2 separate regions of the Homo sapiens genome follow, and region 1 is linked to region 2. Evidence: chromatin contacts called from ENCODE Hi-C or POLR2A ChIA-PET data. All regions are on one chromosome and are shown on one strand. Each heading gives the region's core, a stretch centred on a gene start or an enhancer-like site at or near the end of the contact. The rest is flanking DNA. Distances are from core to core; before and after follow the strand shown. Region 1 has its middle 17 kb from the start of LINC02707. Region 2 overlaps LOC102723568 (a long non-coding RNA gene).

Region 1 (5,981 bases), core at 1,300-3,799, 210 kb before region 2:
AGAGGGGGGAACAGGGGAAGAATGGTAGGAGATCAAGTTAGAGAGGGGAATGGGCTAGATCATGGAGCAACCGGGGCAAGATGTCAAGCCCTTGGAAGGTTTTGAGCAAGAGAGTGTTATGTTCTGACTTACGTCTTGAAACACTCTAGTTGCTGTACAAGGAGACCAGGTCAGAGGCTATTGCAGTTGTCCAGGTGAAGGTGGCCAGGTAGCGATGGAGGATGAGAAGTAGAAAATTCTGTGAAGGCAGAGCTGACAGGATTTACAGATGGATTGGCTCATGAGAGGAAAAGAGGGACTCACGGATGATGCCAAAGTTTTTGACCTGAGAAACTGGAAGAATGGAATTTCCACTTACTATGATGGGAGAGGTTGTGAAAGGATGACTTAGGGGTTGGAGAAAACCAGGAGTTTGGATATGGGCCTTAGATATTGCCATGCAGATGTTGAGTAGACAGCTGCACATATGAGTTGGGAGTGCAGAGGGAGAGGCTGGGGTTCTGGGTATCAGTATATGAATCATCTGTGTCCACATGGCATTTAAAGGCATGAGACCAGGTGACCCCCCTTATAGAAAGATTAGATCCAAAAGAGTAGTGGTCTGAGGACTGGGCTTTAGGCCCTGATGCTCAGAGGTGAGGACCCAGGAAAGGAGACACAGAGAATCCTCTTTGTCAGAGCATTACAAAAGGGCTATTTGGAAATAGTTCAGGTGGTGACTGGGTGAAAAGCCCTTCGAACAGCCTCAAGGACCCAGGCTGGTGGACTGCTGGCTGAGTCCTGTTGTGCCTCAGAGGATATTGTAATATTTGGAAAAATTTCTCCAAGTCAAATTTAAATTAACATGAATGTCATATGGCTTTTTGGTACGTCCTACAGTCAAGCAAATAACAATTGGATAGGGTAGCTGCAGGAAGACTGGGTGTCTCTACAGTGGTCAAGTTGGAAGAACAAAGAATGAGTGATTGATCTTTTGCTACTCCCCAAGGGGAGAAGCCACTGATAGCTTCCTTGGAAGCACTTTGTATCTCACCTGCCCCAGAGTAGATTAAATATTAAGTTTCCTCCCTTCTTTCAAGTCCTAGTGCTGCCATTGATAGTGCTGTGACTTCAGGAAAGTTGCTTAACTTTTCCAAACCTCTATTTCCTCATTACTAATGAGTAATAATTCCCACCATAGGGTGTTTATAAAGATTAAATAATTTTAAATATGTTGAAGCATGTAGTGAACTGCAAAGCAATATGCAAATATAAGAGGTGGAAATGACTATGCCTATAATTACGTGGCTCAATTTACACAATAATAGATTTTCACACTTTGCATAAATAATGAGGGTTTTTATACTCAAGTCACTGAACTTACTATCTTCAGGATCCAAAATCCCCAAACAGAAGGCATCCCCTACTGTTAGCTCAAATAGCTCTTGCTGGTTTAGAGAGTTAATGCAAGCCCCACTGCCTCCTGAGCTGGAAACATGAAACAGAAGTTTCAGTTCCCTAATCAATCCATTCTTTCTTCCTCTGGCTTCTGATAGGCCTCCTCCTTATCTTTGTAAACCCTGTAGCTGGTTGCTAGTTGAAAGTGCCTCTGATCTCCCTCTTCTGCCTCCCATGATGTTGATAAAAAGCACGAGGGCACATGCAGGATGAAAACGATCGTGGTCCTGCCAGCCTGAATTATTAAAGCATTTCAGTCCTAAGTATGAGGTGTGTATATGTTGGGGTGTGGAGTGAGTTGTGGAGATGAGAGACAGCTGAATTACATAAAGTTGAGAAGATCTGAGTTCTAGTCTTGAAATTCACAAGCCATCTCTATACAATAGTTCCGTTACTCAGTAAAGTAAAAGCATTGGATCTAAGCTTTAAGGACCCTTCTAGTTCTTTCTGATTGGAATTGTGTGACTTCATCTTTTGTGGGTTAGAAACTCATCACTCTGTCCAGTTATTTCTATATTATGCCACCAGATGGCAATGTTTCCTTAACCCCAAAGAAAGTTTTCATTCTGGTAAAAAGTCAAGTTTTGTTGCCAACTTTTCCCCCTCTGAACGTGCAAAAGAATGATTTTCCGAAGCTGTGGAGGAAAGAAAGAACTCTCCTTCTGAACATCTCAGGTGGTTTATGCTGGAAACAGACAGGACCCTGTTTAGAGAAGATCTCTCTTTTCTTCGTGGACTGGGAACTCCAGTTGGAATGATGTCTCCTGTGATTGCGTATGGTGGGAGGTGGGAGATGTTGGAATTGGCGTGTCCTCAGGAGGCTTGGGGGTGGGGGAGATGTGCCCTAGCTGGTGGGCCTGCATGAGCCCTGCAAAACTCTGACTTATAGAGGGGCATCAGATGCCAAGTTTTACCAGACCATGCAGAACTAGGAATTGCCAGATGCACTCATAGGGCAGCTAAAATGGTCCTGGCAGAATCAGACTCTTTCGCTCATAAAGGTCAGAGACGCAAGAAAGCGACATAAAGTCCAGCCCTTTTCTTGTGCAGATGGGGAAATTGAGGCCTAGAGCAGGTCAGCTGTCCTGATTCTATCTCCTTGCCAAGTTACTTTGTATTTAAACATTTCAAGTAGACTTTTCAATCATCTCATCTTGCTGTGTTCAGCTAGCGCACCTTGTTAAGCCTGTTGGCCTCCGGGCCTGCCAAGCCCCTGCATCTATACACACCAGGGCATGCTGCATGCGCTCAGTGAGACTTCAACAGCTGACTGATTCGTTCAAACCTATCAAACAGCAGACTTAGCTAGTTGGGGAGAAAAGTCATTTAAAGTAATTGCTTATTAATCTGCAAAACAAGTCTCATAGCAGGTTTTTATTTTATTTTATTTTTTTTTTTGCTTTTAACAACGATATAATAACAACAAACATTTGTTTAGTGTTTCCTGTGGACCAGGCTCTGTGTTAAGCACTTAACATCACTATATCATGCACTTTTGCTAATAAAGCTGTGAAATAGTTATTACTATTTCTGCTTTACAGCTGCAACAGAGACTCAGAGAGGTTAGGTAACTTGCCCCAGGTCACAGAGCTGGAAGGAGCAGAGCCAATATTCACACCCTGATTTGCGTAATTCCAGATTTGATCTTCTAGCTTCTATGCTGTGCTGCCTCTTCATGACAGTTTTTCTCATGTACAGGATCTGATGCAGAAACTTATCGGAGTTTCTTACCGGAGCACCAGTCACCTCTCATCATTTTCCTGTTTTGACGTGAAGGCTCAGTGATAGTGAGCAGGCTCAGGGTCTACAGAGTTGGTGATATCAGCATCACACAGGACATTCAGAATGTTGACTCCAGGGATGTTGAGAGATACTCCTGCACAAAGCTGCCAGCACCCGTGTCCAAGAAACACTCAGAATCTAGGTCTCCTTGTATATTTTCCCCACTACCTGCAAAGGTAAAGAGGAACAGGCAGTGCTGGGACCGAGGGAGCGACAGTCCTAATGGAAGCTAGTGTGTTGAGAGTCTCCTCTGTGTCATGCTCTGAGCGACATGTTTTATATGCACGATCTCATTTAGACCTTGTGACAGCATGTTGTAGCAAGGACCCCATCATCACAGGGGGCAAATGTCTGCAGTGCAGAAAGTCGTCCTGAAGAAATGGATGTCAGATAAAAACAGTCTTCATAAATCAATGATCCTGTTTTACCTCAAAAGTGCATGAAATGGAAATGGAAATATCTTGTGAAGATGTAGACAAATGACGGTCATTGCCCAGAGCAGTAGTTACTGTCAGAAAAAGAGATAAGGATTTCCAGTCTGACAGACTGGATTCCTGGCTCAACACCACCCCCTTCTAACCATGTGACCTTGGGCAAATTACCTAACCTTTTCTGAGTCTCAATTTCCTCATCTTCCAAAAGGGGATAATATCATATATGTTCCAAGATTGCTGTGAGTATTAAATGAGATGATGTATGTAAAGTACCTGGCCAGCAGTCTCTGGCACATAGTAAGTATTCAATAAAGACTAATGGTGGAGATGAGTATAGGGGCTACTAATGCCCATCCTTACTCCAGAGACTTCTTTCTGACCATCATGAGGCACTTTTGAATATCTAAACCCATTTAAAGCCCACTTTTCTCTATGGCTGGCCATTTCTGCCTATTGACAGCTAATTTGCCTCATCCTACAGGACACCTTCCATGTTTCCCCAGACTCCAGAAATCAGGTATTAAATTATCAGGGCTTCAGGAGCCATGGTCTATGATGAGTTTACTACCTGTGCCCAATAAATGTTTAAGAAATAAATAAGAGCCAATATAACTATAAAGACCAAGAGCCAAAATAAGTCTCTTTGCTTGCGCTTTAGATCTTAAGAGTCCTTTATATTCAAGCTGCTCAGAGTCAAACGTGTGCCTAATAAACATTCTACAAAGGTCCTGGCGTGGTGTGACCAAAGGAAGAGAGAGGGCTCCAGTGTCTGTCACTGGGAGACCAGATGGACAGCCACGTGGGGCAGGGCCACTGGTGCCACATGTCCAGGTCTGTTAAGCCCTATGAAAGACACTTGAGTCAAAATGTATTTCTATCTAAGAAAGAAGACTATAAATGGAAAAGGGAGAGGGGAGAAGACCTCTCAAGGGCATCTCCCTCTAGAAGTAGAGATTGTGAATCTGCAGCAGAAAGGTTTTAAACAAGGGATAGCAGAATGCCTGGATGGTGTTCTAGTGCCTGAATGGAAAAAGGCCACAATGACCAACAAATCCCACCTACATCCGCCTTCCTCACTGCCTGAAATCCCACCATTAGGATTTTTTTCCTTTTGGGTTAGCAACCAAGAAAGAGTAAAGTCTGGAAGACTCTTATTCCACATCTTCACTTTGCAGCGCCTCTTTTTTTTTTTTTTTTTGAGATAGAGTCTTGCTCTGTCACCCAGGCTGGAGTGCAGTGATGCGATCTCAGCTCACTGCAAGCTCTGCTTCCTGGGTTCACATCATTCTCGTGCTTCAGCCTCCCGAGTAGCTGGGACTACAGGCACCTGCCACCACTCCCAGCTATTTTTTTTTGTATTTTTAGTGGAGACAGGGTTTCACCGTGTTAGCCAGGATGGTCTTGACCTCATGATCCGTCCGCCTTGGCCTCCCAAAGTGCTGGGATTACCACCTCTTCTTAATTACAAACATAAACAAAAACTAACAACTTTCTAGTTTTTTCTTTTTCTTTTTTTTTAAATTACAAAAGAGATCCATATTCGTCAGAGAATAATTGGAAAAAAGAGATAAGCAAAATCAGAAAAATAAATTCAGCCTGTAATCACCCAGAGATAACAATTATTAAAATTTAGGTATTCACTTTGTTATTTCCTTTTATAACAAAACTTTTTTTTCTTGTGAAATTTAATAGAATACAATTGAACTATTTTTTCCTTTATGGTTAATGATTCTTGTTTCTTATTTAGGAAATCATTTCCTGAGTCATAAAGAATTCTCTCATATTTTCTTCTAAAGCTTTATACAGTTTTGCCCTTCAAATAAGGTTAATAACCCACCTAGAATTGATTTCTGTGTATGGCATGCAGTAGAGACAAGTTCTACTTTTTTCTCTCAAATGAATATTCAGTTGGACCAAGGCTGTCCTTTCTCCACTACTTTGCAGTTTCACTTTTTGTTGAAAAATCAATTGTTCATACATGGGTAGATCTCTTTCTGGGCACTCTTGGAGTCTATTGGTCTGTCTATAAGTTGAACAGGATCAGACAGGCTGTGCTTTGTTTCAGGTAACAAAGAACCCCAACATCTCACTGATGAATACACTAAAGTCATTTTTGTTTTCCATTGGCAGTTCACTTCTGATGCAGGAGATGCATCAGGCCAACCGCCCTTTGCAAGGTGAAGTGTCTGCACCATTGGAAGTACTCTCCATCCAGGGGAGAGAGACTGGAAATGGTCCATGAGGTTTTCATCGACCCAGAATGAAAGCATCACCCATCATTCCCTTCTTGTTACAGCCTATTTGTCAGAACCAGTCAGAGTTCCACCC
Region 2 (6,211 bases), core at 2,000-4,499:
CAATCTTGTTTGTTTTCCTCAGTGGCAGCTCTGAACAAACCTGAGAAGGTGTTGCCATTAAGCCACAGAGGGCAAGCTTAGTTGCCAGCTGCCATTTACCCCTCATCCAGTTCCCGGAATGGAAAATGAGGCCTTTCTTCTCTCATTTTGAAGGGAACATGTTTGGTTTGGTTGTGTTGGGAGAGGTGTCAGAGCCCTCAGATAACTGAATGCTCCTCAGAGTCTCACTTATGACACCCCTTCTCCCATCCCCAGTCTTCAGTCCCTCAAGTCACTTTTGCTCTTTCAAGCTATAGAGATTTCATGGCTACCTCCCTGCCTGTAGTCTTCTCCCACTTCCTCCATTCTCACAGCTGGCAGAGAAAGATCATTCTAAAATGGATCCCATCAGACCACTCACATGCTAAACTCTTCCATGGCTTCTCACAGAATTCAGGGTACCTTGCTCACTCCTTAGCTTGCTGCTCCAAGTTCTTCAGGCTTGACTCTTTAGTTTCAAGTTCCTCAACCCCTGCAACCCACATGAGGAAGCTTTCCTCCAAGATGGCTGCAATCAAATTTCCTCCCTCCTTCTGTAGGCAAGCCATTCCCCTACTAAGGTAAAGGGCTCTTACTCCCCTCCCCTTGGATCTGGGTTGGCTGCAGTGACTTGCTTGATCATAAGAATGCAGGAGTATGTTCTGGAACTTCCAAAGCTAGGTTACAAAAGGCTTCCTAGCTTTTTTTTTTTTTTTTTTTTTTTTTTTGAGATCGAGTGTCACTCTGTCACCCAGACTGGAGTGCAATGGCGTGGTCTTGGCTCACTGCAACCTCTGCCTCCGGGGTTCAAACGATTCTCCTGCCTCAGCTTCCAGAGTAGCTGGGACTACAGGCAGGTGCCACCACACCCGGCTAATTTTTGTATTTTTAGTAGAGATGGGGTTTCAGTATGTTGGCCAGGCTGGTCTTGAACTCCTGACCTCGTGATCTGCCCACCTCAGCCTCCCAAAGTGCTGGGATTACAGGCATGAGCCACCGTGCCCCACTGGCTTTGTAGCTTTTACCTGGGCTTCTTGAAATACTCACTCTAAGATTATTTACTCTGGGGGAAACTAGCTACCCTGAGACTGCCATGTCATGAGAAGCCACATGGAGGAGCCCTGGATAATGAGATAATGAAATATGTAGAGAGGAAGGGAAGCCAAGAAACACCAAGGCACCAGAAATGTCAGTGAAAAAAAATCTTGAAAGTGAATCTTCAGCCCCAGTGGCCGTAGGTAATGCCAAGTAAACGAGAGATGAACCATCCAGCTGAGCATTTCTGCATTACTTACCCACAAAATTACAAACAAAACTAAATGGTTGTTTTGGGGTAGTTTGTTATACAGCAATAGACAACCAGGAAGTCACTTCCTCAGACAATTCTTTCAGACCTTGAAGTCCACCCTAAGCTATCATGCATATTCCCATGCCATCGTCCTTGCACCTGCTACTGTCTCTATCTGAAATTACCTTTCCATTCTCTGCATGGCCAACTCTTGCTTTTTCTTTGGAAACCTAAGTACTACTTTCTTTGGCAAGACTCTTTTTTTAATCTTTTCAGTTTGTGTAGGACAGGTCCCCTCTAACATTCTTTCAACAAATATATATTAAGCTTCTACTATGAGCCAGACACTGAAGCTTCAACAGTGAAGCATATTTCCATGTTGCTCTATGGTTCCCTGTTATATCAAAGACTGCATTCTGTTTGAAATGGCTTCTACCTTTATCTCACAACAAGCTCGCCGAAGGCTGAGGCTGTATGCTTCTCTATGTATATCCTGGGCATCTGGCGTAGTGCTAGTACATAGTAGGTGCTCAATAGATTCCAACTAAATTAACAAATGAGTTGTGATCTTCAGCTGGTGTTTATATGAACACTTGAGTTTAGGTTTGGCTGATTTCTGCCAAGTCCAGCTTCCTGAAGTGGAAGCATTGTCAAAACCCTGAAATGATAGTGGTGGGAATGAAGTCTAATAGCAAACTTTCTGGTTTGGGTACCCTTCAAATGCAAATGCACCAACACTAAGAACCCAGAGTTGGAAACCCTTTAGAATGAGCACTGGGACACACTTGTCCTGAAATGCACAAGAAAATCTTCTACTTTGATGGTGAGAGGGAAGATCAGCAGATGCAGCATTCACATCAGTCTGCACTACATAGGTATATGAACCTCTGAACTTAGTCCCTCTGTCTCTTCTGCCCTGGGGGTAGCAAACATATAGGCAGATGGGAGGAGGCCAAACTCCAAAGGCTTTCTGTTTTGTTTTGAATATACCAAGCAATCTGAGAAAGAGAACTTGCTCTTAAAATGAAAGTAATGTGTGCTTGCTTGGGGCTGGATACAAAAGAAAGATTTATCAATGTTAAAAAACTCCATCTGTTTTTAGGAAGCTGCCTTGTGGTTACCACTTCTTGTGCCTATTATTTCATGCTAAGGAGCCACACAGACCGTGTGGCAGTTTTTTGCCATTATGGCACAGAGAGAGCAAAAGCCCAGAGCCCGGAGAAACAACAAGCAGTTTGTCTATTATCTCAACCAGGGCTGAATTTACCTCCTTCACTCCAGGACCTCTGGCAATGACCAGAGACATTTTCAGATATCATGTTGGGGTAGGGGTGGGGGTGGGGGACTACTGCCTCTAGTGGATAAAAGTCAGGGATACTGCTAAACCTCCTACAATGCACAGGACTGCCCCCATTACAAAGAATCATCCAGCTCAACGTGTTAGTAGGGCCAAGATTGAGAAACCCTGGCTTAAGGCACTGGTTTCAAGCTTCAGTGTACATCAGAATCACTTAGAAGGCTTTTTAAGACACAGGTTGCTGGTTTGGGAGCCATGGAGTAGGGCACAGGAATTTGCATTTTTAACAAATTCTCAGGTGATTCGGATGCCGCTCCTGGGACAAACGTTTGAGAATCAATTGTCTAGAGTTTCCCTTCCCTAAGTAGTAGAAGCTGAGTGTGGGTACCACTTGCTGGGGCATGAAGGGAAGGTCTAGGAAGGGGGTCTCCATATAGGCCTTTTGGGGGTCCTCTCTGGCCTCTCAACAGGAATCTTTCCTTTGGGTCAGTGAAATTCATACTAATTCAGTGTAAACACCTACTCTGGGTTGGAACCTGAAAAGCAAAACAAAAACATTCATGAAAGAAAAAGCAGCCTGAACCAGGAAGGGAAATGAGCTGCAACTGGGGTCAATTTTTTGGCACATTCCACGGGACTCACAGAGCAGGTAACAATAGCTCCAATTCTCCAGAGGGGCAGCCAGATCAACAAAAGTTCAATTAGTAAGTCTTGGCAAATAAAGGCAACAAACAGTTTGGCAATAATAAATTAAGTCCATGCTTGGCTTTCACCCAGGCTCGTTACTGTCTCCCTGCCAGGCTTTGTGAAAGAGTGGCTTTGAAGGCTCCTGAAAAGGGTTCATTTCTTGAACAATTCTTGCTTTTGTTTGCTGCCATTCTCTTCTTTTCTTTGCTCCTTTCTTCACTTATCATGAAGGGCACTCACAGGAGCATTCGGCTTCTGTCCTCCCAAGAGTATGACGTTCACTCCTCTTCTTCCCAAGAAGGTACAAGGAGCCCACTGTCAATTCTGCTGTCACCCATAGAGGACATCCAGGGATGAGAACTAAGGGACTGCAGATTCAAAGAGATGAGCTTTCTAGTTTAAAAATTCAATTTCCAAGAAAACAGAGAACAAAGGCTACTGACGCTTAGAGACACTGCTTCCATTTTGAACATGTTTCTAAGGATAAGGAAATGAAATCATTTGGTGAACATGCCAAGCACCTTGAAGCCTTGCAAATTATAGTGTGGAGTCCACATTCTCCAAGTCCTCTGTGTCCCCTAAGATGTGGATATTAGCATTAATGATAATGATAATTATCTAATATTTACCGAGTTTTCCTGTGTGTCAGATATACTTCTAAGCATTCTACATCTGTTCTTTTATCTATTCTTTTTAGGAAAGCCTGCAGGATTGATATTTCATTATTCCCGTTTTGTAGTTGAGCAAATAGAGGCAAAGAAAAATTAAGTGTCTGAAATGGGGTCATTTTATTTTCTTTATGAAACAGTGCAGCCTGATTCTTGCCAATGGTGTAATCATTCTGTGCTATGTGGATATTCTCCAACTTGTAGAGTGTCCTGTAGCAGTGGTGTACTCTCAAGCAGATGTCTCTACTTTAGGCAAACATGTTGTGAGATACCAACTCTTACCACCATTGAGTGAGGTCCTGCTGGCAGTTAGTGTTTTAACTGTGCTTTGGCTGCTACCACTGATGATTTGGGGACAAGGAGTAATGCTTGGGTTGTACTTAGGCAGCACTGAATTCACAGAGAGAACATAAAAGGGAAAAGAGACCTGCCAACAACAACAAAATGAAATGGCAGATCTAGTTTAATATGTTGGGAAATCCAGTCCCATCGGGTGATTTTAGGTTTGATTTTACTGATCATCAAGGTCACCCCTTACTTGCATTCCCAGTTTCCCAGTGGAGGCAGTGGAGGCTAAGAGGATGAACCTATCCAAGAATACACAGTAAATGGTAGAAGTGAGACTAGAACTTGGGACCACTGACTTTCGTTCCTGTGTTATTTTTATTATTCCACTCAGACTCTCCCATTGGTACATCAGTGGTATGAGCCAGATGGAATTTCTGGACACAGAGGATTTAGTAAAATTCACAGAATCACAGAGTCTTACTGTCTGGAGAGATCTTGCCTGGTTTAATTGCCTCCCTTCTCGAAAGATGCAGTGAGAGCCACAGGGACATTACAGGCATTTCTCTGTTTCTGCATTGAGAGCTGTGAGCTCCACACCCCTGGGGCTGAGGAGCATTGACTAGCCCAGTCAACAGATGGTGTGGGTCCCCTTGTGCGCTAGGCACTACCATGTGTTACGGGGTCAAGTAAAATGATGCCTTTTAGACAATGTTCCTATAAGAGCCTAGGATCAGAGACCATGTCCCCAGCTTCCACAGAATATCGAGAGAGAAGCAGGAAATCAATATGGGGAAAGAAAGTTGAAGTTGGGTTGCAGGGGTTATAAATGCCAGGCCAGACAATCTTAACTTTACTCTGAAGACAAGGAGGGACCACTAGAACTTCTTAAGTCGATCTTTGATATGGATAGAGTTTTGCTTTGGGAAAAGGAAGATGGTGTGATGCCCAGACTTGTGGGCCGATATCAGATGGCAGAAATGGCAGCTAGATTACTGTAGCCATCCAGACAAAAACTAATGTGGTGACTCAGCAATTTTGCATGTAGGATGTATCAAATAGAAATGAAAACCTAGGTCCATGTAAAGGCTGTACATAAATGTTCATTATAGTTTTACTCATGATAGTCAAAACAGAAACAACTCAAATAAATGTCCATCATTTGGAGAATGGATGAACAAATTATAATTTATTTCTACGATAGAATACTACTCATCAGTATTAAAAAAAGAATAATGGATGCGGGAAACCGCATGGAGGAATCTCACAGACATTATGCTCAGTGAAAGACGCTGAACAGAAAAGAATGCATGCTGTATTATTCCATTTATATGAACTTCGGGAACAGCCAATCTAATCTAAGATGAAAAATCAGAACAGCAGTTGCCCTGGGGGACAGGAGTGATTGGCTGGGCAGGGACACAAAGAAACTGGGAGATAAAAATATTCTAGATCATGATAGAAGCATGATTAAATAGACGCCTCCATTTGTCAAATTTGCACACAAAGATTTGTGCTGTGTAAATTCTGTATAAATTTTATCTTACTTAGAAAATAACTGTAGAATAATAAAAATAATTGAGCCAGGAATACAGAATGGCATAATATTGATAATTATAAAAACTGAGTGATAGGCACATGGAGGTTCATTATACTATCCTGTTTAGTTTGTATATGCTTAACATTTTCCATAATAAAGAATTAAAATAAGTATTGGGCCTGAACCAGGGCAGTGGGAAAGGAGAAGCCAGGACAGACGAAAGCACTGTGGGTATATTCTTGAAGTATCTTGACAACTACTTGGCTGTAGGGGGTGGTTTTCAAAGGCAAATGTTAACAATGACATAGAGTTTCAGTGATGAAGCCTTTAGCAAAGAATAAAAGAGGTTTTAGAGGGGTTGGAGGAGGTTGAATGTGAGGCTATACTGATTCTGAAATGCTGCTGGAATGAAAGCAAGGAAGCACTCA

The links. Hi-C counts contacts between places; a loop is a spot of excess contacts on that map. ChIA-PET counts read pairs that join two places held with the same protein, here RNA polymerase II (POLR2A). Pooled maps may share reads with other maps.
Region 1: a loop to region 2 is called in a map of mammary epithelial cell, with 10 times the contacts of the local background. The contact joins two enhancer-like sites. A Hi-C loop is called at or near these places in 6 of 168 maps with a recorded cell type or tissue (Calu3, HCT116, HepG2 and 3 more), 2 of 37 single-sample maps with no recorded cell type and 12 of 50 pooled maps. POLR2A ChIA-PET finds 5 or more read pairs at or near these places in 1 of 52 experiments (WTC11).

What each region holds. Positions count from the first base shown.
Region 1 is chr11:34,584,447-34,590,427 of GRCh38, forward strand. No RefSeq gene overlaps it. Among named protein-coding and RNA genes, the nearest start is that of LINC02707, 17 kb to the left of the region's middle. Within about 2 kb of position 2,550, at least 5 of the 41 ENCODE cell types and tissues checked have a DNase peak (open chromatin) inside an H3K27ac peak, as active enhancers do.
Region 2 is chr11:34,789,627-34,795,837 of GRCh38, forward strand. The region is part of intron 6 of LOC102723568 (a long non-coding RNA gene); the gene reads left to right. Among named protein-coding and RNA genes, the nearest start is that of APIP, 120 kb to the right of the region's middle. RefSeq lists an enhancer at 5,840-6,211. Within about 2 kb of position 3,250, at least 4 of the 41 ENCODE cell types and tissues checked have a DNase peak (open chromatin) inside an H3K27ac peak, as active enhancers do.